Regions from separate parts of the Homo sapiens genome. Here region 1 is linked to region 2. Evidence: chromatin contacts called from ENCODE Hi-C or POLR2A ChIA-PET data. All regions are on one chromosome and are shown on one strand. Each heading gives the region's core, a stretch centred on a gene start or an enhancer-like site at or near the end of the contact. The rest is flanking DNA. Distances are from core to core; before and after follow the strand shown.

Region 1 (2,700 bases), core at 66-2,565, 120 kb before region 2:
TCAAACATTCCTTTGCTCTGATCTAACCTGGTACATTGTTGTTTCTCTGTTCTGCTGTACTGGGGACTGTGTTTGCTCATAGTTAACCCCAATGACTAAGCAAGTCCATTAAAAGGCAGGTCTAAAATGGGGGAGGCAAAAATTTTGTCTGCTATAGTTTACCCTCTGACCACATTCCTCTCTCTCATCTGCAAAATGCATCTATCCTGTCTCATGACAACAAAGATCTCACTCCATTAGAACACCCACTTCAAGTCCAAAATCTCATCATTTCAGTCGCCTTGAGCAGTCAGGTGAGGCTCTGCTATGATACACCCTGAGCCACAGACCCTGTCTATCTGTGGCCCTGTAAAACTAGAAAACAAGTAATCTGACCACCAAATTCAATGATGGTATAAGTGTAGGAGAGCCATTATAGACATTCTGGTTCCAAAAGGGGAAAATGGGGGGCACCAGTTCAGGCAGTTTCAATCCATCTGGGAGATGCAATTAAGTTTAAGGAATTATCCTCACTGTGTCGTGGGCTCGATTCTCTAGGCTCTCAATTCTACCTTTCAGGCTCTTGGCTCTCCAGAAGAGAAAAATAAAAGCAACTGAAGAAGGCAGATGACCAATGCCAATCAATTTGACATGGCTGTGGGCTGAGTTGTATCCCACCCCCAAATTCTTCTGTGGAAGTTCTGACCCCTGAAAGGGGCAGCTCCAAGGGCACCCATCAGCCCCCATCCAGCCCCTGAGGGGCAGCTTCGCCCTCTGTCTTCTGACTCTGCCCTTCTCAGCCTGGGACTTGCCTGGGTTTTGTCTTCCCTTTCAGCATGAAGCCAGGGACCCCCAGACAGTTTGGGAGAATCCTCATATGGCCTACAAGATGCCCTGGCCCTCTCTGACCTCACCACGTGCACTCACTCCCCCAGTGGCTCTCTGCTCCCCAAGTGCAATATGCTCTGTCTCCCAATCCACACGCTTGGCTTGTTCTTTCTCACCCTTCAGGTTTGAGTTTAAACATTTCCACCTCAGAGAGTCCTTCCCCGAACATTCCACGTAGAGTTGTTCAGTTCCTTCCTCCCCATCCACCCCGTCCACTTGACTTCCCAACAGGAAGGGAAGAAGAGAGGAGATGATCTTGAGAGGGAAAAGAGGAGAAGAGTGAGAATAAAGGAAGCGGGGGTAAGAGTCGCTGTGAGGGTTAAATGACTCAGCATACATTAAGCAAAAAGGACAAATATGTATTTTGCTACAAAATACATATTGGGTGACATCATCTCTGCCTAAGGACTCAACACCTTGGCTCACTGGTTCCTTCCACCTGGAGGTCCTGCCACCACTCTGTCAAAATCCTGTGGCCACGTGTGAATATCGGCTCTTTCATAAATCTCTACTTATTCCCACCCAGAAAATGGTCTCCCTTCAACCCCTGTAGGGTGTTGCTTGTGCTTCTTCCTGAGCACCCCTTGCATTCACCCTCCTCCATTGTCTGCTCTCATTTCTGATGCTGGTGTACAAGGACCAGCACTCTCACTTGCTCAGAGACAAGAAAGCTGCAGATGCCTGGTCACCCTGCCCAGTTCTGCAGTGTGATGGGTCCAGACTGCAGACTGCCTAGGACTCTGCTTCCTGGAGAACCCTCCCTCCCTTAACATCCCCTCTGGCTCACTCTTTGTCCTCAGGCCTCCTTTGGTTTTAGAGTGATAAGCTGATAGCCATAAACAGTTACAGCCTTTTAAAATATGAAGGCTCCCTTGCCAAGAATGCTCATCAAGCAAGAAGTCTTTGTTGCAACAAAGATAGTGCCATGGTTTTACTCCTTGGCTCTCCTGAGATTGAAGTTAAACAAATACGCAGTTTGGCCCAAGACCTGCTGAGTCACTTCTCCCATGTAGACACACTAAAGGTTTAGCAATAAGTTATCATCTCTCTTTTTTTTAAGTACAAACAAAATATTATTTCAGGAGGAAAAATTTCAGAAAGTGTTTCATTTATTTCTTTCTGTTTTCTCTGGGAGTCTTTGTCTATCCTAGACTATAGAATTGGTGTCATTACCTCAAGCAGTGAGACGAAAAAGGGAGGACCCTTCTTTCCATGGGGTGGGCAAGATGGGAGAATCACAACGGTTCCTTGAGTGTGTGATGTGGCTCTCCTCAGCACCTCCTTCTTGACTGCCTCGTAGACCCAGTTAAAAATCAAGTACTGGGGACCCAAGCTTACTGTTTGGAGCTATTATATACTTCGAGGACATTACAGTTGCAAAAAGTCAAGAGCCAATTATTAAGTAATTCAGTCTCCAAAAGAGACCCTACAGCCACAAGTGTCTGGATATTAAAGCAGATTTAACTCTCTGAATTAAACTAAACTCTTGTTTGTCAAGGAAACGCATGCCACTATAACAGCCAATAATTAATTATGTGACTGTCAACAAATAATCCCCCAAACTGTTTGGAAATGAATAAATATGGTAGGATTGAAACCACACGATTTAATACCCTAATTCCATTTCAGCCATGGCCAAACTCACAATTTACTCAATTTCCTATCTACAAACTTTATTATTTTAGCAACATATAAGTGGGACTTCCTGTGCAAAAATGAGTAAGATTTTATAAGCTCAACAGATATAATTCCCATGAAACCGATCATTTTTACCCCATGGTGACAAAACTGCTTACAAAATCTTTCATCAATCTCACAAAACAAATGCTTTTA
Region 2 (2,700 bases), core at 178-2,677:
CCCTTAATGCAGTTCCAGTGACTGTTCTGGATAAGAAAACAACACTTCTACATTCAAACCCCCAATTGCCATTTGAATCTCATCAAATGAAATTTTAGTTTTTCTTTCTAGCTTATGTTTTTCCCTGGAGAAACAAGTCTATAAATGTTTAAAACTGGCACTACTTCTCATAGTGAATAAAATATTGTTGTGTAGAAAACTGGCTCCAGGAAATTAAAAATCAATATACTTTGAGAACTAAAATAGGATGGAAAAGTTGCTTTGTCCAGATTGCAATGGCCAGGCAATGCAAAACAAAAGAATTGCTATTATAAAATGAGAATTACAAGAGAGCATTTTTCAGCTTTGTATGAGAAATGCAATTGACCGAGTGAAAAAAATTAACCCTGTTTGTGTTTCATTCAAGTGGCCATCTCTGCAACTTACTGCTAATTTGCCTTCTTTGAATTTACCATTCCTGGTGGCAAAATCATTTGCTCAGAATTGTTCTAGTATTGCCCAGTCATACTTTTCTAATTAAGATTCCTTGCTGAATGTTCTAACTTTGACCTCATTTCAAAGTTACTTTCATTTTAAAGCTTGACTCAAGATCTTCAATTCTTATATCTTAAAAATCTTAAATGTTTTCTGTTTCTGTTATTAACTATACTAGGTTAGGGATATTTAAAATAACAGCTGATAATATGGTTTTTAAAAATTGTGAGAATGATTGCTAATGTCTGGCTCTCACTTTATTAAGAGGACATGGGAGCCTTTGAAAGATGGCTTGCCTGTCTACCTAGGGCTGACCCCCAGGTCCAGATTTGAGAGTCTGGGCTGGCTGACTGCTGGGTGGCTTTGGTAGAAGCTGGCTTGTCTTCTGGTTCCATTTTTCTCTCCACCCCAGTATCTTGGGTTACTCTGGAAAACTATGCGATGCCCATGTGCGCACCCAGTTAAAGGGCATTCGAGTCTTTGCCCGTAGAAATTTCATAAATAGAATATGTAATGAGCCATGCATGTCTTATCGCTAAGGAATCCAGGGGAATCTGAAACTTGGATGACAAAGTCTCTTATGGGTCTTTCCTTCTCACACCACTTGATACAGCACGACTATCTTGAAGTCAGCCAGCGGCCTGCAGAGGCGGTCTTTCCATCTGTTTCAGAAAACCCGGTGGCTTGTGCAACCTGGGAAACTTGCCCACAGCCATCCCACGTGGTGAGTCAGCTCTCTGGCTCCATTATCTACTGTCTCTTCCCAGATGTGACTCCCTGTTTAGGAGCAAGCAAAGTTATGGGGACCCAGGGGAGAAGCAGACACTCACCTAATGCACAATCCTGCTGAGAATTTACCCAAACCCAAGGAGGTGGAGATGGAGTAGAGCTTGAGTCCTTTCCACGACTGTTAACTGAAGATTTCTGTTGTGACATCACATAGAATTTTGACTAGCATTCACCAAGGATGAACTGAAAGCAGGATCTGTCTCACCATACACTGAGAACTGTAGAATATGCAAGGCACATGGAACTTATTTTCTTACGTATAAAAGCGTGTATATGCTCCTTATACATCTGTCCTAATGCTTTCCAACAGTCCTCACTCTAAGCCTCACCAAGACCCAGATGAGGAAACAAAGGCACAGAGGGGTGAGTCACTTGACCAAGTCACAGCACTGGAAAGGAACAGAGTTTCTGTGTTTCCTTCTCCAAGAGAAGCACTCTTGGCTATAGTGCTTCTGATTAACCAGTGATTCCCATACAGTGGTCCCTGGGCCAGCAGCATCAAAATCACCCAGGAACTTGATAGAGGTGAAAAGTCACTGAATAAGACTTACTGAATCAGAAACTCTGGGGAATGTGGCCCAGAAATATTTGTTTGAACAAGCTTGTCAGGTGATTCTCATGCACACTACAGTTTGAGGAATATTGAACTAGGCCTTTGGAATGAGGTTTTTCATTACTGAGTGTTTTAGGGGAATTCTTGGGCAAATATCAGAAGAGATTCACTAGGAGTCATTTCTGGGTACAAGTTAATAAATAGGTTTCCTTTCTGAGGTACTACATGCAATAGTCAGAACTGTAAGAAAGTATATTTATGAACATATCAATAAAAAATGTATTCACTCTGTGAAAATAATATTCCCCTTAGAAAAGCGTTCACATGAACTTGGTGATTGATCTCATAGGGTGCAGTCGGGAGGGGTCAAGAGTCACCCCACATCTTGTATCTCAGGTCAGCCCACTTCTTTCCATCTCTGCTCCCATCCTGGCCCCAACTATGCTCATCTCTCACTCAGAAATCTACAGTGGCTTCCTAACTCGACACCCCTTCTATTCTGAAGCTCATTCAAGCTGTTCTTCACATTGAAGCCAGAGTGATTTTTCTGCAAATCTGAGCTTAAGTAAAGCCCTTAAAGAATTACTATTGTTCACAGGATACAGAACAAAATGCCTAACAAAGCCCCTGAGTCAGTGGGACATGGTCTGCCCATCCCTTTACCCCAAGAGACATAGAATGCAATTCTCCATTTCACTGCTTGCTCCTAGTCACCCCAGCAATCTTTTATTTTCTTAAAAACACATAGCCTTTTATGCCTCAGCTACTTTCACGTTTGTCCCTCTTCTTTAAATGTTTTTCCCCTCATTTCACTGTTTAAGCCATATATACCCTTCAAAATTCAGTTCAAACCTCACTTCAAGAAAACCTTTATGTTTTCACCA

What was found. Hi-C counts contacts between places; a loop is a spot of excess contacts on that map. ChIA-PET counts read pairs that join two places held with the same protein, here RNA polymerase II (POLR2A). Pooled maps may share reads with other maps.
Region 1: a map of IMR-90 shows a loop between it and region 2 (4-fold over the local background). The contact joins the enhancer-like site here to the promoter of LINC02843 in region 2. A Hi-C loop is called at or near these places in 4 of 168 maps with a recorded cell type or tissue (IMR-90, PC-3, aorta and 1 more) and 3 of 50 pooled maps. POLR2A ChIA-PET finds 5 or more read pairs at or near these places in 1 of 52 experiments (MCF 10A).

What each region holds. Positions count from the first base shown.
Region 1 is chr9:88,774,291-88,776,990 of GRCh38, reverse strand. No RefSeq gene overlaps it. Among named protein-coding and RNA genes, the nearest start is that of MIR4289, 30 kb to the right of the region's middle. Within about 2 kb of position 1,315, at least 7 of the 41 ENCODE cell types and tissues checked have a DNase peak (open chromatin) inside an H3K27ac peak, as active enhancers do; they include PC-3 and endothelial cell of umbilical vein, where a contact is called at or near this core.
Region 2 is chr9:88,650,887-88,653,586 of GRCh38, reverse strand. LINC02843 (long intergenic non-protein coding RNA 2843) reads left to right here and starts at 1,427. Exons shown (of 4, transcript NR_144626.1): 1 at 1,427-1,626. It overlaps LOC105376135 (a long non-coding RNA gene), which reads right to left and starts at 1,738. Exons shown (of 2, transcript XR_930098.2): 1 at 1,521-1,738; 2 at 714-1,398. RefSeq lists an enhancer at 559-1,758.